Regions from separate parts of the Homo sapiens genome. Here all the other regions are linked to region 3. Evidence: chromatin loops called from intact Hi-C (ENCODE). Cell type or tissue: PC-9. All regions are shown on one strand. Each heading gives the region's core, and the rest is flanking DNA. Links, peaks and the distances in the headings are about the cores only.

Region 1 (6,787 bases), core at 980-5,979, 120 kb after region 3:
AGGAGTATTCAGTGTACATACACATTGATATGCCATGAGGGCAACTAGGGTAGCAACTGTGTCTTCTGGGGTCTTTGTAACCTTTGCCAGAGCTACACATTTATGGCCCAATTGCAAAATCCAGTAGACTTTTTCCCTTTATCTGAACTTGGTTGCAGCATTTGATAAGGTTGACCACCCCTTCTTCTGGAAACTTGGCTTCCAGGACCCCTCCAAGTCCTGGGTGTCTTCCCATCTCTCTGGCAGCTCTTTCTTATCTGACTTATCCGGCCCATCTGGGTCGTCTGATACTGCCAGCCCCTACATGTTGCTCTTCCCCTGGGCTCCTTCCTTAGCTTTCTTTTTACCCTCCCCTTTAGCTTGCTTCTCATCCTCCAAACCCTCCCTAGGTGGCCTCATCTATGCTAGTGGCTTAAGCAAGCGTCAGTGTATTCTGTGACCCTTATTCTCTACCTCTTTAGTAACAATGGCCAACTTTTGGGGGGAAGTACTTACCATGTTCTGGGTACTGGGCCAAATGCATTGCATGCGCTTTCTCATGAGGCCTTATTTTACAGATGAGGAGATAGATGCTTCAGGAAGCTAAGTGACTTGCCCAAGTCCACATAGATAGAAAGCAGGAGAAACTAGCAATAGAACTCCAGAGCCCTCTGTTAGCCCCTGACTGACACCAATTCCCAATGGTAGTATGAGTCCCTGCTGTTGGACACCTTCACCTCCATGCTCCCTAGGCACATCAAATTCAAGATTAACCCTGATGTCCTCGTTGGTCTCAAACTAGCTCTTCCTCCTGTGTTCCCTAATGAATGAGACTACCTTCCTTTCACCCCGTGGCCCAAGCCAGAAAAAAAAGCCTAGGGATCACTTCAACTTCTCCTCTCACTCCACCCCCACTTGAATCACCAAGTCCCGTCGATTTGACTCATCCTCTTTCCCACAGGTCCTTACAACTCAGACTCTCAGGGTCTCCCACAGACTCTGGCTCCTACCTGCTTCCACTCTTGGTATCTCCTGCCCCAGTCTTCCCCGTGCACTGCTGCCCGGCTGAGGTGATCTCTCCACGTGCAATTTCATCGTTTCACGGCCCTCATTTCACTGCTCTCCTTAAAAAGTATTCAGCGACTCCTGAGCTACAGGAGAAAGCCCAAATTCCTTAGGACATTCTAGATCCTTCAGACCTGGCCCCTGCCAGTTTGTCCTACCTCATCTCCTGCCATACCTCCACCTGCATTCATGCTCCAGCCCTTCAGAAAAACTTGGATTTCCTGGAAATACCACTCCCTTTATACATGCTATTCCCTTTGCCTTTCCACTCTGTCAAAGTCTGATGAACTCCTATTTATTCCTCAAGACCCAGTTCAAAAGTTCTCTCTTTCATCAAGTCCCTCCTGACTCCCCCAGGCAAAATTAATCCCTTTGATCCTTGTGTACCTAATGCATTTCATATAGCCCCCCTGTTGTGGCACACATCAGGGGTGTTATACTGACTTTGCCCTGGCTGTCTGTTCTCCTCGATGATGAGCATCTCCAGAAATTAGCCCGCTCCTCTTTCGATTCCCAGCACCTGACATAGGGCCTGGCACATAACCTAAGCTTTCCAGACATTTTCTGAATGAAGGTAAATGGAAGGTTGGTGAGCCAATTAAATAAACATTACATTTTTCTAAAGATAAGCAATTTCACTTGTATTATCCCCTATTTTAAATTTCATTTTGAGGGAGAAATTTAGTCCCTCTGTAAACTAAAGATGGCTCCTAAAGGTTCTGGAAGTTTGTGAAAGTGCCACCTACTATATTACTTACTCACCATCTCAGTTCTTAGAAAGGTGAGGAAGCCACACAGTGTAGGGTGCCCACTGGGCCATGATATGACCATGTCATTCCCAAAGGTGAAGTCAGGTGACCTCCCTCACCATCGAGAGTCTCTCACTTTCCAGTTTTCATAAAATGTTTCCTTCTCAGCTAGAGATCAGTCCCTCCTGTCCTCCAAAACATAATGAGGTGCTGCCCACTGGCTTTTTTTACTTGAGTGATTTTTTCCCCGAACATTAAAAAAAAGCTTCAAACATCTAGAAAAATTAAAAGAAATCTAGAGTATACATCCATGGACCATCTAGATGCTACAATTAACATTTTGCTATTCATCCCTCCAGCCATTCATCAGTCCATTTTTATTTTATTTATTTATTTATTTATTTATTTATTTATTTATTTTTTGAGACAGAATCTTGCTCTGTCACCCAGGCTGGAGTGCAGTGGTGCAATCTCGGCTCACTGCAACGTCTGCCTCCCAGGTTCAAGCGATTCTCGTGCCTCAGCCTCCCAAGTAGCTGAGATTACAGGCACGCACCTCCACGCCCAGTTACTTTTTGTATTTTTAGTAGAGATGGAGTTTCCGTTTTAGTAGAGATGGAGTTTAGTAGAGACGAGGTCAGGCTGGTCTCGAACCCCTGACTTCAAGTGATCCGCCCACCTCGGCCTCCCAAAGTGCTGGGATTACAGGCGTGAGTTACTGTACTCAGCCAGCCCACCTTTTTTTTTTTTTTAATGATTTCAGTGTAACTTGCAAATATCAATACACTTCACCCCTAAACCCTTCAACATGTGTGTCATTAACTAGAGTTCAATATTTGTGTATGGTTCTTTTTTTTGAGATGGAGTTTCTCTCTTGTCACCCATGCTGGGGTGCCGTGGTGCGATCTCAGCTCACTGCAACCTCTGCCTCCTGGGTTCAAGTGATTCTTCTGTCTCAGTCTCCCAAGTAGCTGGGATTACAGGTGCCCAACGCCACACCCAGTTACTTTTTGTATTTTTAGTAGAGATGGGGTTTCACCATGTTGGCCAGGCTGGTCTCAAACTCCTGACCTCAGGTGATCCTCCCGCCTTGGCCTCCCAAAGTGCTGGGATTACAGGCATGAGCCACCACGCCCAGCCGTATGGTTGTTTTTTAAAGTACAATTTACATCCAGTAAAGTGGACAAACCTTTAGTGAACCATTTGATGCATTTTGACAAATGACACAACCCCTACCAAAATATAGCACATTATCGCACTCAAGAAAGTTCCCTCATGCTCCTTGGGTTGGAGGGATTTTAGCAACCCCAGAGCCCCTCCTGTTTTCTTTCCCCGGAATCCCCCCAGGAATTTATGTTCTCAAGCCAGTGTTTTCCCAAGACAGCAGCAGCTTCTCCCTGGCCTTGTTTTGCAGGTGCTCTCCCGTTCTCTGCTGGCTCCCTTCTTGTTTACATGAACCTGGAGAAAATCTGGAACGGACCCCGAGATCAGTTCTCTCTCCCACAGAACTTTGCTAATGTCTGTCTGGCTGCTGCAGTGACCCAGACCCTCTCCTTTCCCTTTGAGACCGTGAAGAGAAAGATGCAGGTGAGGAGTTATCAGAGTGGGGTAGGGGGTGGAATGCTTTGTAGTGTTTGTGGTCGGGTAATAACAGCAAAGAACACTGACCCCAAGTGATGCCAGGTTTCCAAGGAGCTTCTGACTGCTCATAAATACTGTGCAAACCCCCACTCTGTGGCATTTCTGCTGCTAACCTCAGAGCTGTTGGCTTGAGCCCCGGCTGCCTCCTCATTCCCATCCTCTGTTTTTTGGTCTTTTAAGAAGCCTCCAGGCTAGGGGCGGTGATTCACGCCTGTAATCCCAGCACTTTGGGAGGGCGGAGGCGGGTGGATCACTTGAGGTCAGGAGTCCAAGACCAGCCTGGCCAACATGGTGAAACCCCGCCTCTACTAAACAAACAAAAATTAGCTGGGCGTGGTGGCAGGCGCCTGTAATCCCAGCCACTCAGAAGGCTGAGGCAGGAGGATCACTTGAACTTGAGAGGCAGAGGTTGCAGTGAGCTGAGATCGCGCCATTGCACTCCAGCCTGGGTGACACAGAAAGACTATGTCTCAAAAAAAAGAAAGAAAAATAAGAAAGAAAGAAAAAAAAGAAGCCTCCAGATGAGGCTTCTCTTTTCTTTCCTGACTTCCTGATTATATCACTTGTGGCTCTCCTTCCTCCAAGACCAGCAGAGAGTAGAATATGAAATGCAGCCTGCTAATGCTCCCTGTCCTTGCTGCCTCCACAGCAAGGATGCCACTCTTGGTTTCCTCACTGTGCCTTACCTCAGTGAAGCAGACTGGATAGGACCAACATAAGCTAGGAACTGTAGCTAACAAGGGTCCAGCATCCCTGACTCCCTCGCTGAGGAAGGAACTGCATTTAAAATGTGGCAGCATCAGGCCGGGCACGGTGGCTCATGCCTGTAATCCCAGCACTTTGGGAGGCCGAGGTGGGCGGATCCCCTGAGGTCGGGAGTTCGAGACCAGCCTGACCAACATGGAGAAACCCTGTCTCTACTAAAAATACAAAATTAGCTGGTTGTGGTGGCACATGCCTGTAATCCCAGCTACTCGAGAGGCTAAGGCAGGAGAATCACTTGAACCCGGGAGGCAGAGGTTGCAGTGAGCCAAGATTGCACCATTGCACTCCAGCCTGGGCAACAAGAGCAAAACTCTGTCTCAAAAAAAAAAAAAAAAAATGAGGCGGCATCTTAGTGAGACCACTGAGGCAAAATCCTAGAATCAGAAGTTCCAAAGTGAGTAATTGTCTTAGCCTAGAATAAGCCAATTTTGATCAAAGAAAAATCAGACTAGTTCAAATAAGGTTGGGTGGGTAACAGTTATATCTGTACAGTGGGGGCAGGCCCAGAATCCTAGCAGGGCTGAGGTGCTGTATCTTCTCTTAGCCCTGCTCAGGCCCTTAAAATTCAAAAATAGCTAATGCATGCTGGACTTAATACCCAGGTGATGGGTTGATAGGTGCAGCAAACCACCATGGCACATGTTCACCTACGTAACAAACCTGCACATCCTGCACGTGTACCACAGAACTAAAAATAAAAATTTTTAAAAAAATTCCACTTCCATAGGCTAGGCTGTCTCCATGGCCTCTTCTGGGCAAACCCTGATTTATACAAGCAATATATTCCTGAAGAACTCTATAGAAATTAATTTGGGGTCAGCTGAATCCAAGTTTAAATGAGCAGTCCCAGCCAAGTTTGGTTTTCCCCTGTGACTCTAACTTGTCCTCGCTTGCTCAATGTCCCTCCCCGCTCCCGCTTTCCCTCTGTAGTAGTCCCGGCTGCCCTGGGCCATCGCTTACCTCAGCACTAAACAGCCTGAAGGTGCTTATCAAAGCTGCCACTCCACTCCCTGAAACTTCATCTGTCTGGGTTGCATTCCTTTCCTGTCCTTGTCCAAACAGATAATTGTCGCATCATTGTAATGGTAGTATAGGTGCAAAATTTTTCTATTCGTTGGTAAGAAGTCTTTATATATTAAAGATATTAACCCTTTGTCATACATTTCACACAATTTTTCCAGTTTGACATTTGGTGTTTTTTTTTTTTTTGAGAGACAGAGTCTCACTCTGACACCCAGGCTGGAGTGCAGTGGCACAATCTCAGCTCACTGCAACCTCCTCCTCCTGGGTTTAAGCGATTCTTCTGCCTCAGCTTCCCAAGAGCTGGGACTACAGGCATGTGCCACTACACCCAGCTAATTTTTGTATTTTTGGTAGAGATGGGGTTTCACTATATGTTGACCAGGCTGGTCTCGAACTCCTGAGCTCAAGAGATCCACCCGCCTCAGCCTCCCAAAGTGCTGGGATTATAGGCATGAGCCACTGGGCCCAGCCAACATTTGGCTTCTAGTGCTATTTATGTGTTGTTGGTGGTGGTGCTTTGTTGTACATATTTGTAGAATTTTATCTAATTATATCTATTACTTTTTTGTTTGTTTGTTTCTGACTTTGCTTTTCTGCTTAAATGTAAAGTCTGCTTAGTGCATGCTTATCTTTTTTTTTTAAGTATTTCTAATTTTAAAAATAATGCACATTTGGAAGGCCAAGATGGGAGGATCACTTGAGCCCAGTAGTTTGAGACCAGCCTTAGCAACATAGCGAGACCTTGTCTCTACTAAAAATAAAAAATTACCTGGGCATGGTGGTGTGTACCTGTGGTCCCAGCTACTTGGGAGACTGAAGCAGGAGGATTACTTGGGCCCAAGAGGTCGAGGTCACAGTGAGCTATAATCCTGCCACCGCATTCCAGCCTGGGTGACAGAGAGAGACCCTGTCTCAAAGAAAAAAAAAAGTAATGCACATATACTTTAAAATGGTTAAAATGGTTCATTTTATGTATATTTGACCACAATGAAAAAAAAGTAATACACATAAGTTGTAGAAAATTTGGGACATACAGAAAAGTGCAAAAAGGAAAATAAATTACCCATAGCCCAACACCCATGGATTATAATGATTAATAGTTTTCCTTCTATGGACCTTCATATATATACATAAACACACTCACACACATATAAAGATATATAAGGTTATTTCTTTTACAAAATTGTGTTCACACTGTATATAAAAATTAGTATCCTTAGGCCGGGCGCGGTGGCTCACGGCTGTAATCCCAGCACTTTGGGGGGCCGAGGCGGGTGGATCACCTGAGGTCAGGAGTTTGAGACCAGCCCGGCCAACATGGCGAAACCCCGTCTCTACTAAAAAATACAAAAATTAGCTGGTCATGGTGGCACATGCCTGTAATCCCAGCTACTTGGGAGGCTGAGGTAAGAGAATCCCCTGAACCTGGGAGATGGAGGTTGCGGTGAGCCGAGATTGCACCACTGCACTCCAGCCTGGGCGACAGAGCGAGACTCCATCTCAAAAAAAAAAAAAAAAAATTAGTATCCTTTTTTCACTTATTATATAATGGGTATTTCCCTGGG
Region 2 (6,787 bases), core at 898-5,897, 220 kb after region 3:
TAATTTTTGTATCATTAGTAGAGATGGGGTTTCACCACGTTGGCCAGGCTGGTCTTGTATTCCTGACCTCAGGTGATCCGCACACCTCAGCCTCAGGAGAATCGCTTGAACCCGGGAGGCAGAGGTTGCAGTGAGCCGAGATCATGCCACTGCACTCCAGCCTGGAGGGCAAGAGCAAAACTCTGTCTCAATAATAATAATAATAATAATGGCCATTCTGGCTGGGGTAAGGTGGTATCTCATTATGGTTTTAATTTGTATTTCCCTGATGATTAGTGATGTTGAGCATTTTTTATGTGTGTGTTGGCCGTTTGTATATCTTCTTTTGAGAAATGTCTCTTCGTGTCATTTGCCCCCTTTTTAATGGGATTATTTGTTTATTTGTTTTCTTGCTGATTTGTTTGAGTTCCTTGTAGATTCTGTATATTACTCCTTTGTTGGACGCATAGTTTGCAAATATTTTCTTCCATTCTGTGGGTTCTGTTTACTCTGATGATTTTTTCTTTTGCTGTGCAAGAAGCTTTTCAGTTTAATTAGGTCCCATTTATTTTTGTTTTTGTGGCATTTGCTTTTCGGGTCTTAGTCATAAATTCTTTGCCTGCCTAGGCAAAGAATGTCCAGAAGAGTTTTTCCTAGGTTTTCTTCTAGAATTTTTATGATTTCAGGTCTTAGATTTAAGTCTTTGATCCATCTCAAGTTGATTTTTGCATAAGGTGAGAGATAGGGATACAGTTTCATTCTTCTACATGGGGCTAGCCAGTTTGCCCAGCACCATTTATTGAATAGGGTATCCTTTCCCCAACTTACGTTTTCGTATGCTTTGTCAAATATCAGTTGTTTGTAAGTATTTGGCTTTATTTCTGGGTTCTCTATTCTGTTCCATTGGTCTAATATAACTACTTTTATTTTATTTTATTTTTATTATTTGAGACAGTCTCTCCCTGTTGCCCAGGCTGGAGTGCAGTGGCGTGATCTTGACCTACCGCAATCTCTGCCTCCCAGGCTCAAGTGATTCTCCTGCCTCAGCCTCCTGAGTAGCTAGGATTACAGGCACGCACCACCATGCCTGGCTAATTTTCGTACTTTCAGTAGAGATGAGGTTTCACCATGTTGGCCAGCCTAGTCTCGAACTCCTGACCTCAGGTGATCCACAAGCCTCGGCCTCCCAAAGTGCTGGGATTACAAATGTGAGCCACCGCGCCCAGTTAATGTAACTACTTTTATATCAGTACTATTTTGTTTTGGTAACTATAGCCTTGTAGTATAATTTGAAGTCCGGTAATGTGATACCTCCAGATTTGTTCTTTTTGCTTAGGATTGCTTTGGCTATTCTGGCTCTTTTTTAGTTCCATATGAATTTTAGGATTTTTTCTGATTCTGTGAAAAATGATGTTGGTATTTTGATAGGAATTGCACTGAATCTGTAGATTGCTTTGGGCAGTATGGTCATTTTCACGATATTGATTCTACCCATCCATGAGCATAGAATGTGTTTCCATTTGTTTGTGTCATCTATGATTTCTTTCAGCAGTGTTTTGTAGTTCTCCTTGTAGAGCTCTTCCAGAGAGGTATGTTTTTAATAAAATAACTTATCTTTAAATGGAAGCGAAAACGTGTGGAAAACATCCCAATTGGTGAGGCAGGGTGAAAAGAAATACTGCAATTTCTGAAAGCTTTGGATAAACTCACACCTGATAGTTTACCAAAGGACTCAAAGATGACATTTGGGTCTTCATGTTCCATGATGACCTTGTCTGAGTCAGAGGAATCCATGGCTCAGCCACAGGGTGGCATTTTATGTTCTTGTGTTCTCACATCCTTCAAACATCCTCACTGCTGCATATGCACGCCCACACCTTCTTCCCACATCCCGAAACCACTGCCCGAAGACAGGCCAGGTGATCGGCAAAATGAAGCCCCTCAGCTTCCAGTGAGCAGACAGAAGGCTTCTTCTCAGCCCCTCCTTCCCCTTGCTGCTTCCCAGGGGAGAGGCAGACTGTGGCCCTATGATTTTAGGAGCAGTCCCTGTCCCCAGTTGCAATATGGGTTCAACTCCCGACTATTTATTAGTCTTAGGCCTCTTGCTCTGCCCTATTTTATGATGTTCAGAACAACTCTATGAAAATGATAAGGCTGGCATTTTTCAATCCTGCCTCTACACTGCAGGTAGGGGTGAAGCCTCTTCAATATTGTTTTCCTGCTGAGCATGGTGGCTCACGCCTGTAATCCCAGCACTTTGGAAGGCTGAGGCAGGAGGACTGCTTGAACCCAAGAGGTCGAAGCTGCAGTGAGCTATGATTGTGCCATTGCACTCAGCCTGGGCAACAGTGAGACCCTGCCTGAGAAAGAAAAAAAAAAAGTAGTGTTTTTTTCTTACTACTTCTCTTTTCAGAATGCTTTCAACTGCCTGCTATTTTGAGTCCAAATTCGTGGCATGACCTTCAAAAACAAGTTATCATTAATTCAGCACTTACTATGTGCCAGGCGTTGAATCTCTTGTATCCCCTGAACCTAGTAACAACTGTAGGACAGGCATGCCACTATCTTTCAAATGAGTGAATAAATCCTCAGAACAGCCAGAAAAGCAGGTATTATTATTCCCCATTCTATTAATGAGGAGACTGAGGCCTAGAGAAGTTAAGCCACTTGCCTGAGGTCACAGTTAATAAGAAGAAAAATCAAGATTCAAACCCAGGTCTGTCTGATTCTAAATCTTGGGGATGCTATATATATATATAAAAATATATATATTTCTATATATAGAAATATATATATAGAAATATATAGAAATATATATATCTTATTATTTTATTTTATTTTGAGATGGAGTCTTGCTCTGTCACCCAGGCTGGAGTGCAGTGGCATGACCTCTGCTCACTGCAACCTCTGCCTCCCGGGTTCAAGTGATTTTCGTGCCTCAGCCTCCCCAGTAGCTGGAACTACAGGCGTGCATCACCACACACAGCTAATTTTTGTCTTTTTTGGTAGACACGGGGTTCCACCATGTTGCCTAGGCTGGTCTCAAACTCCTGGCCTCAAGTGATCCACCCACTTCGGCCTCCCAAAGTGTGGGGATTACAGGCGTGAGCCACAGTGCCCGGCAATATATGGCTTTTTAAGTCTCCTCCACCCTCAGCCTCCAGAGAGCAGACAGACAGGAACGTTCTGGCCTAGCAGACAGCCGTGTGATATTTTTGGTTCCAGTTATTACCGTGGAGATGGTTGCAGCTTTCTAGGCAGATGGAAGCACGCCAGCTGCCCCATCTACAGACACCGCCCTCCACAAATAGCTTATCAAACCCTGAGGATTGCAATATAATAAAGCAGCTGCCCCTGGGAACTCCCACAGCCCTCCCAGGATACACACCGTTGGCCAGCCCCAACCGCTGGTCCACCCCTGGAAGAAGGACTTCTTGGAAAACCTGTTGTTAGAAGGATTTCCTTCTAGGTAGCTGCTGTGCAGCCAGTAACCAGGGCTGCTCTCAGGGAGGATGGCTCCACCTTTCATTGTGCGGGCCTCCCTGTAGCCAGCTCTGCTCCTGTGGAACCTACTGACCTCTTGTGGGCAGAGTGTAAATGCACTGCAGCTGGACAGCCTCAGAGGGTGCGGGCTTCAGCCAGCTCCTCAGTTTGATTTGTCTCTGACAATGCTGGAGTGTGCTGGTCTCTTGACCTCGCTGCGCCTTGGTTTCCTCACCTATACAATGGGGAATAAACAAATATCCCTGTCCTACTTGAAAACATGAGAAAATACTTTTTTTTTTTTTGAGACAGAGTCTCGCTCTGTTGTCCAGGCTGGAGTGCAGCGGCACGATCTTGGCTCACTGCAACCTCCGCCTCCCAGATTCAAGCAATTCTCCTGCCTCAGCCTCCTGAGTAGCTGGGATTACAGGCACGTGCCACCACGCCTGGCTAATTTTTGTATTTTTAGTAGAGATGGGGTTTCACCATGTTGGTCTGGCTGGTTTCAAACTCCTGACTTCGTGATCCGCCCGCCTCGGCCTGCCAAAGTGCTGGGATTACAGGTGTGAGCCACCGCGCCCGGCCGAGAAAAGGCTTTAATTGGGGGGAAATATATGGGTAAATTCAAGATGCCAAGGTCCCAGGTGGGCACTCACAAAATTGCAGTACCTGACCAGAATGATTAGATATTATCCAACAGTGCTCATTAACCTTTTTAAGTCTGCAGCAGACACAGAAAATGGTATTTGTGTTGCACAAAGAAGGAGGCTTCTTGTGGCCAGAGCTGCCCCAGGCTCAGCCCAGCTACCCCAAAGGCTGAGAGCAGCAACATCTCAGGATTCCTGGAATCTTTTTGCAGCACGTGGGGTTGACAGATGTGACTGTATTATACAAGCAGTTGCAGAAGCAGTGAGCATTGTCAGGATTCTCTTTCTCCTCTTTCCATATAAGTCAGTTAACAAAACGTTTGGGTGGGTGGCCCTACCTCTTAGACACCCACAGAGTCCATAGACACAGGTAGAAACCATCATTGCACAGTTGGGCAAGGGTCTTATATGCCTGGCCCAGGCACAAGGCAGGGTTCCACAGGCTCTGGATCCTTTGTGCTTCTTTTGTAATGCAGAGAAATTAAGAGATCACAGCAGATTGTGTTTTGGGATAATCTGGGTCTGTCAGATACCAAAGAGCCTCCTGTCTCCCGTCAAACCTCGTTTCCTTTTCTCCTGCTGTCTACTTGCACTCCACTGACTCATTCATCCAACAAGCACTTAATAAGTGGCAACCAAGCACCAAACCTTGTGCCAGGTCGTGGGATTACAGGATGAAACTGTTGCCTTCAAGGAACTCAGTCTCATAGAAAGACAGACACAGAAAGAGAGGCACTGGATAGGCTGCAAGAGATCCAGTGGATGTCTGTAAAGAGGAGAGGAAGTGCGAGGGCCTAAGTCAACCTCAGAGAGTCAGGGACACTTGTAAAGACACCTGAAGATTAAATAAGGGGTGGGGGAGGGAAGAGTAACCAGGGAGGAACAAGGCAGCTTTGCAGAGAGAAGAACATATGCAAAGGAGGCCCCAAGACATGACAAAATGAAGCATGTTCAAAGCACTTCAAGTAGCCCAGTTGTGCTAGAATATAAAGTGCTAGATGGGGCGGGGGCGATGGAACCAGACAGGCAAGGGCCACATGAGAGGGGTGCCAATTGAAGGGGTTTTTATTCAATACTTCATCATTTATTAAATAGTTCAGCCACAGGCACGGTGGCTTACGCCTGTAATCCCAGCACTTTGGGAGGCTGAGGTGAGTGGATCGTCTGAGGCCAGGAGTTTGAGAGCAGCCTGGTCAACATGGCGAAACGCCTCTCTACAAATATACAAAAATTAGCCGGGCGTGGTGGTAGGCTCCTGTCGTCCCAGCTACTCTGGTGGCTGAGGCATGTGAATCGCCTGAACCCAGGACACAGAGGTTGCAGTGAGCCAAGATCGCACCACTGCACTCCAGCCTGGGCAACAAAGTGAGACTCCGTCTCAAAAATAAATAGATAAATAAATAAATAAAGGCAACAGGGGGCCACTGGGGCATCTTAAACAGAAGAATGCCATGATCCAAATTACATTTTTTTTTGAGATGGAGTCTTGCTATGTTGCTCAGGTCAGCCTTGGCATCCTGGGCTCAAGATATCCTCCTGCCTCAGCCTCCTGAGTAGCTGGAACTACAGGCACGTGCCACCAAATTACTTTGGTTGTTGGGAAGTAAGTAAGAAGGGAGAGAGATTGTGCTGAGAGAAATCTGTTTTCTGGCTTGAGTAACCAGATACACAGTAGCATTCACTGAATCCGGGAACACAGGGAGGACCCAGTTTGAAGCAGGGAATGAAGACAAGAGCCATTGTGAATACACTGGGTTTGAGATACCTGTAAGACACGAACGTAGGGTGTCTAATAGTCGGATATAAAAGTGTTTCATGGGTAGGGCACAGTGGCTCACACCTGTAATCCCAGTGCATTGGGAGGCAGAGCGGGGAGGATTGCCTGAAGCCGGAAATTTGGGGCTGTAGCAGGCAATGATCACACCATTACACTCCAGCCTCTGTGCTCCAAGCTGGGTGACAGAGCAAGACCCTGTCTCAAATAAATAAATAAAGTAAGTAAAATAAAAAAATAAAGTGGGTGAGGGCCAGATGCAGTGGCTCACGCCTGTAATCCCAGCACTTGGGGAGGCCCAGGCGGGTGGATCACTTGAGGTCAGGAGTTCGAGACCAGCCTGGCCAACATGGCGAAACCCCGTCTCTACCAAAAAATACAAAAATTAGCCAGGCGTGGTGATGGACACCTGTAGTCACAGCTACTCAGGAGGGTGAGGCAGGAGAAGCACTTGAACCCAGGAGGCGGAGGCTGCAATGAGCCGAGATTGCACCACTGCACTCCAGCGTGGACAATAGAGTGAGGAAACAAGAAAAAAAGAAAGAAAGAAAGAAAGAAAGAGGGGGAGAGAGAGGGAGGGAGGGAGGAAGGGAGGGAGGAAGGAAGGAAGGAAGGAAAAGAAAGAAAAGAAAGTGGGAGAGGGCCAAGTGTCCTAGAAATGAAGGGAAGAGGGGATGGCCATCGGAGCCACACTCACATAGAAGTCAAATAAGACAGGGCTGAAAAAGGAGAACCATTTCAGCAGTGATGGAGACCGAAGCAAGATCACAGTAGGCCTCTTCAAGAAGCTTAGACTGTGAAGGGGAGGAAAGAATGAAAGCTAGAAGTAGGCTCTGTGTCAAAGGTTTTTGTTGAAGGCATTAGTTCAAATGTACATGCTGAGGAGGAGAGATGGAGAAAGAGG
Region 3 (6,787 bases), core at 1,082-6,081:
AGGAGAGTATCTTGTCCTGGAAGCCAGGTGAAGAAGGTGTTTCAAGGAGGAGGGAGTGATCAACTATGTCAAGTGCTCCTGCTTGGTCATGTAAGATGATGACAGGATAGTCCATTGAATTTAGTAACATGACAGTGGTCCTGACAAAAGCAGCTTACGTGGAGTGGTTGGGGTGATAGCCTCATTTGAATTTGTTCAAGAGAGAAAGAGGAGAGAGAAATTGGAGTTGGCAAGTGTAGACAATTCTTTCAAAGAACTTGGCTGTAGACAGGAGTGGAGAAATGGGTGCATTAGCTAGAACAGAAAGTGGGGTCAAGGCCGGGTGTGGTGGCTCACACCTGTAATCCCAGTATTTTGGGAGGCCGAGGTGGGCAGATCACCTGAGGTCGGGAGTTGAAGACCAGCCTGACCAACATGGAGAAACCCCGTCTCTACTAAAAATACAAAATTAGTTGGGCATGGTGGTGCACGCCTGTAATCCCAGCTACTTGGGAGGCTGAGGCAGGAGAATCGCTTGAACCCGGGAGGTGGAGGTTGTGGTGAGCCGAGATCGTGCCACTGCACTCCAGCCTGGGCAACAAGAGCAAAACTCCATCTCAAAAAAAAAAAAAAGTGGGGTCAAGAGAATTTTTTATTATGGAAGAAAAACATGCCTATATGCCGATGGGAATTGCCCAATAAGAAGGAAAGTTCGATTATGTGTATGGAGGAGAGGGCTTGCTGGAACAATGACCTTGAAGTAGTAAGAAAGAATGAGATCCAGAGTACAGGTGGAAGGGTTGTACAGATAGGTCATCTACAGAAATGTGATGGAAGGCAGAATATAGGCAAAAATGCAGGCAGATGGGTAGATGTGTTTTGAGGGTCTGTGGCAATTGTCCTCTGATACTCTGATTTTTAGGGCAAACCGAAAGTGTCTCCTGCATTCTCCCACACTGCCTGGAGTGTCAGCATGAGATTACTTTCAGGTGTTCCCGCAAAACAGGCACATTTTATGTACCACTTGTACCACTTAAGAGGGGATTTTAGTAGCTTTGTGTTTAACATTTATTAGAAGAAGGTAACTAGTACACCTAATGCATGATTTTTCAGATATAATTGCAATTTTAAAATGTAAACAAAAGAAAAGTGTTAGCTAAAGTACAGAAGAGGTTGAAGGGATATAGCAAAACTTTTAGTCAGTTGTGAATAACTGACCCTTGAGAGAATGTCTTAAGGTACTGGATCTGCTGGAGTCCCTCTTTAAGAGCAGACATCTCTGAGATAACACATTTAGTCAGCTTCATTCCTGAAATTCTACTGTGAATGAAACTGAGACATATCAGGACTGAAAGGAATCCCCCAGGGTCTGCTAGTTTACATTCAAGGATAAAGAACTCTATACCACTGAAGACTGAGACAGTTTCTTTCATCCTGAGGGGCCTCTGACTAAAAGCAAAACAAAAATACAACAAATTGAAAAGGCAAAATTTCTTATATAACCACACAGTGAATATAAACAGAAAGCCTAGAGCCATGCATTATGGGAGATGCCACAGGGAAAGGAGTCTGTAGATGATTGAGAAAAAGGGTTTCTCCAGGTAGAGAGATAGGAAATTGTGGTAGACAGAATAATGAATCCTCGAAGATGTCTATGTCTTAAACCCCTGGAAGCTGTGAATATGTTACCTTACATGGCAAAAAGGACTTTGCAGATGGGATTAGTTAAGGATCCTGAGATGGGAAGATTATCCCGGATTATCCAGATGGGCCCAGTGTAATCACAGGGGTCCCTGTAAGAGGGAGGCAGGAGGATCAAAGTCAGGGAAGATGTGATGACAGAAGCAAAGGTTGCAGTGATGTGCTCTGTAGATGGAGAATACAGTCACAAGCAAGAAATTCAGACGGCCTCTGGAAATGGCAAGAAAACAAATTCTCCCTTAGGGCTTCTAGAAGGAACACAGTCCTGCTGTGATATGGTTTGGCTCTGTGTCTCTACTCAAATCTCATGTTGAATTGTAATCCCCAGTGTTGGGGGAGGGACCTGGTGGGAGGTGATTGGATCATGGGGGTGGATTCCCCCCCTGCTGTTCTCATGGTAGTGAGTTCTCACGAGATCTGGTTGTTTAAAACTGTGTAGCACCTCCCCCTTCACTCTCTCTCCTGTCACCATGTGAAGGTGTGCTTGCTTCCCCTTCATATTTTGCCATGATTATAAGTTTCCTGAGGCCTACCCAGCCATGGCTCCTGTATAGCCTGCAGAACTGTGAGTCAATTAAATCTCTTTTCTTTATAAAGTCTCAGGTAGTTTTTTTATAGCAATGTGAGAATGGACTAATACATACTGACAGCTTGATTGTAAAACTTTTGGCCTCTAGAACTGTCAGATAGTAAGTCTGCATTATTTTAAGCCACTAAATTTGTGTTAGTTTATTAGAGTGGCAATAGGAAATTAATACAGACATGATGGAAACTTAGAATGCCAGGTTTGAAAAGGCTTTCTGGCAAAGCCTCCTGTCTGGCCTGTTGATTCCTGGAAGATGGGAGTGAAACAGATCCGAATTCATAGCATATTTTCTTTATTGTTCTTGTGGCTCTTGGCATATGTTTCTCTGTATTAATATTAGTTATCTTCCCATTAGATGTACGCTACTTGTGGGCAGATTCAGTTAGCATATAGCACAGGACCTTGCCCATCTAACAGGCAAGCAGCAATGATGCTTTGCAATTGCATAATTTTAGCTGGAGTTTCTAAAAGGCTTTCACATATGACCCTACAGGCATCAACATAAACTGAAAATAGAAGGGCAGGAATTATAGAAGGTGTCACAGATTGGAGAGAGGAAGTTCCCAGAAGAGACTGTAAAAGAGACACTTGGAGTGAGAAAGAGAGGAAAGGGGACAAATGCCAAGGAAAGGAAATGAGTTTTCCTTACCCAGGAAAAATTGGCGAAGGCTCACAACCTTTGACTCTTATCTTGAAAGCAAGCCAGGAGGCCTATGCAGGAGTGAGAGAAGCCACAAATCACTACATGGCCCGTGGAAGTAGAGCAGGTTGGATCCCAGCTGAGGGTCCCATCCAGCATCCTGACCCCCACTCCTATCCTAGCCAGTCTGACTGGCAGGAATGCAAAAGGGATGTTTCCTGCCTGCCTCAAGAGTTTGGTAACTCTTCCATTAGGTAGCTGGTTAGATCTGGAGGAGAAAGCTACATAACCCACTTGGGGTTTCAGAGGGAGCCAAAGTCAACTTCTTCAGCACAATGCCAGGCAAGCTAGACAGATGGCAGCAGAGGAGCTATCAGCTCCTGAATTTCAAAGACCAGCCAAGGGGAGAGACAGAGCTTGGCCACCATGGAAATAGAGAAGCCCAAGAAGATAGGGGACCCATAATTTTCAGGCCTAGTAATTCTCAATGTCCATGTATAGTCCACTCATGTGACTTAATGTCTTATGGGCAGTATTTTTCAGTCAATTATGCCTTGTAAAACAACTCTGGGAAGAGGAACTATTCTGTGAAATTGCTGGGTCATATAGTAGTTGCATGTTTAGTTTTTTAAGAAACCATAGTCAGGTGCAGTGGCTCATGCCTGTAATCCCAGCACTTCGGGAGACCGAGGCAGGTGGATCACTTGAGGACAGGAGTTCGAAACCAGCCTGGGCAATATGGCAAAACCCCATCTCTACAAAAAATACAAAACATTAGCCAGCATGGTGGCCCATGCCTGTGGTCCCAGCTACTTGGGAGGCTGAGGTGGGAGAATCGATTGAGCCCAGGAGTTTGAGGCCGCAGTGAGCCATGATCACACCACTTCACTCCAGCCTGGGTGACAGAGGGAGACCCCAAAAGAAAGAAAGAAGGAAAGAAAGAAAGAAAGAAAGAAAGAAAGAAAGAAAGAAAGAAAGAAAGAAAGAGGAAAGAAAGAAACTGCCATACTCCCTTCCAGTATGATTGTATCATTTTACATTCCAAACAACAATGTACATAAGTGATTCCATCTCTCCACACCCTTACTAGCATTTGATGTTGTCTCTAATATTATTTATTCTGACAAATACATAGTGATACTTCAATGTGGTTTTAATTTGCATTTCCCTTACAATGAACATCATTAACTATGCTTATTTGCTATCTATATCTCCTCATTCATGGAATGACTCTTCATGACTTTTGTTCATTTTCTGATTGAATTGATTGGTTTTATTTTTTAACTGTTAAGTTTTTGGGAGTTCTTTAAATATTCTGTATACAGGTCCTTTGTTGGATATGTGGTTTGCAAATATTTTCTCCAAGCTTATAGCTTGCCTTTTCATCCTCTTTCGCAAAGCAGAAGTTTTTCATTTTGATTAAGTCCAATTTATAAATTTTTCCTTTTATGGCTAATGCCTTTGGTGTCAGGTATGAGAACTATTCACATAGCCCTAGATCCCAAAGATTTTCTCCTGTGTTTTTTTTTCTAAAACCTTTATAGTTTTGTGTTTTACACTTAAGTTCATAATCCATTTTGAGTTGATTTTTGTGTAAGATGTGATATATAGGTCAAGGTGTTTGTTTGTTTGTTTGTTTGTTTTTTGCCTGTGGATATCCAATTGTTTTAGCATCATTTGTTGAAAAAGCTATATTTCCTCCATTGACATTCTTTTGTGCATTTGTCAAAAATCAGTTTGCCATATTTGTTTTTAAGAGTCTGTCCTGGATTCTCTCTTCTGTCCCTCCAATCTGTGTTTATCCCTCCACCAATACCACACTATCTTGACTACCGTAGCATCATATTAAGTCATAACACAAGTGATTCCATATACTTTAATCTTATTAACTTATTTTCACTACGTTTTAACTATTCTAGGGCCTGTTGCTTTACATATAAATTTTAAAATAAACATGTCTTTGTCTACAAAAGTTCTTGCTATGATTCTAATAATTATTGCATTAAACTTGTATATCAATTTGGGGAGAATTGATGTCTTTACTGTGTTCAGTTTTCCATCCATGGTATGTCTCTCCATTTATATAGATCTTTGATTTCCTTCATCAGAATTTTGTAGTCTTCAGCATACAAGTGCTTTACATGTTTTGTTAGATTTGCACTGAAGTATTAAATTTTTTAGCTATTGTAAAAGTATTCTATTTTTCATTTCAGTGTCCACACATTCATTGTTGATCTAGTATCTGACAGCCTTGCTGAATGCATTTATTAGTTCTAGGTTTTTAAATGATTCCTGAGATTTACTGTGTAGACAGTTATGTCATTTGCAAATAGAGGCAGTTTTATTTATGCCTTTCTATTTTGTATGCCTTTTATTTCCTTTTCTCATCTTATTGCACTGACTAAAACTTCCAGCACTTTGTTGAATAAGAGTGGCAGCTGGGCGTGGTGGCTCATGCCTGTAATCCCAACACTTTGGGAGGCCAAGGCATGAGGATCACTTGAGGCCAGAAGTTGGAGACCATCCTGGGCAACATAGTGAGACCTTGTCTTAAAAATAAAATAAAATAAAAGAGTGGCAAGAGAGGGCATTCTTGTCGTCAGCTATAGGTTTTTGTACTTGCCTTTTATCAAGTTGAGGAATTTCCCTCTATTCCTAGAAAACTGAGTATTTTTTTATTCTGAATGGGTGTTGTATTTTCTCAAGTCACTTTTCTGCATCAATTTATGTGATCATGTAAGTTTTCTTCAGTGGCCTTTTAGTATCACAGATTACATTGATTGATTTTTGAATATTGAACTAGCTTTGCATCTCTGAAATAAGCACTATTTTGTCATTATGCATAATACCTTTTATACATTCTGAATTCTATTTGCTAATATCTTTTTTTAAAAAATTTATTTTTAATTTTGTGGTTATATAATAGGTTTATATATTTATGGGGTACATGAGATATTGTGATACAGGCATGCCATGTGTAATAATCACACCAGGGTAAAAGGAGCATCCATCCCCTCAAGCATTTATCCTTTCTTTGTCTTACAAACAACCCAATTATTCTCTTTTAGTTATTTTAAAATATACAATTATTGTTGACTGTAGTCACCCTATTGTGCTCTCAAATACTAGATCTCATTCATTCTATCTAATTATCTTTTTGTACCCATTAACCATCCCCTCTTCCCCTCCAACATTACCCTTCCCAGCCTCTGGTGATCATCCTTCTACTCTCTATCTCCATGAGTTCAATTGGTTTAATTTTTAGCTCCCACACATAAGTGAGAACATGTGAGGTTTGTCTCTGTGTACCTGGCTTATTGCACTTAACATAATGTCCTCCAGTTCCATCCATGTTGTTGCAAATGACAGGATCTCATCCTTTCTTATGACTGAATATTACTCCATTGTGTATAAGCACCACATTTTCTGTATCCATTCATCTACTGATGGATACCTAGGTTGTTTCCAAATCTTGGCTTATTGTGAATAGTGCTGCAATAAACATGAGAGTGCAGATATCTCTTTGATATACTGATTTCCTTTCTTCTGGGTATATACCTAGTAGTGGGACTGTTGAATCACATAGAAGTTCTATTTTTAGTTTTTTGAGGAACCTCCATAGTGATTGTGCTAATTCACATTCCCACCAACAGTGTACAATGGTTCCCTTTTCTCCACATCATTGCCAATATTTGTTATTGCCTGTCTTTTGAATAAAAGCCATTTTAACTGGAATGGTATATCATCTCACCCCAGTTTTGATTTGCATTTCTCTGATGATCAGTGATGTTCAGCACTGTTTCATGTACCTGCTTGCCATTTGTATGTCTTCTTTTGATGTTTATTCAGATCTTTTGCCCGTTTTAAAATCAGATTATTAG

The links. A loop is a pair of places that touch in the nucleus more often than their neighbours do. Peaks named below come from ENCODE experiments on the same cell type or tissue, not always from the same donor. Only the 100,000 strongest peaks of a DNase experiment are listed, where the experiment ranks them.
Region 1: it touches region 3 in a loop (4-fold over the local background); 2 of 110 quality-filtered maps call a loop at or near these places.
Region 2: it touches region 3 in a loop (13-fold over the local background); 3 of 110 quality-filtered maps call a loop at or near these places.

Annotation. Positions count from the first base shown.
Region 1 is chrX:119,406,983-119,413,769 of GRCh38, forward strand. It overlaps SLC25A43 (solute carrier family 25 member 43), which reads left to right. Exons shown (of 5, transcript NM_145305.3): 3 at 3,208-3,380. Among named protein-coding and RNA genes, the nearest start is that of SLC25A43, 11 kb to the left of the region's middle. In PC-9, for the core only: no CTCF peak of the experiment used is centred there; DNase peaks (open chromatin) are centred at 3,649 and 5,169; H3K27ac peaks cover 1,293 bases.
Region 2 is chrX:119,509,112-119,515,898 of GRCh38, forward strand. No RefSeq gene overlaps it. Among named protein-coding and RNA genes, the nearest start is that of SLC25A5-AS1, 43 kb to the left of the region's middle. RefSeq lists a silencer at 3,415-3,709. In PC-9, for the core only: a CTCF peak has its summit at 3,564 (motif pointing left); a DNase peak (open chromatin) is centred at 3,530.
Region 3 is chrX:119,289,377-119,296,163 of GRCh38, forward strand. LINC03098 (long intergenic non-protein coding RNA 3098) reads left to right here and starts at 2,153. Exons shown (of 4, transcript NR_110396.1): 1 at 2,153-2,245. In PC-9, for the core only: CTCF peaks have their summits at 3,271 and 3,480; no DNase peak of the experiment used is centred there.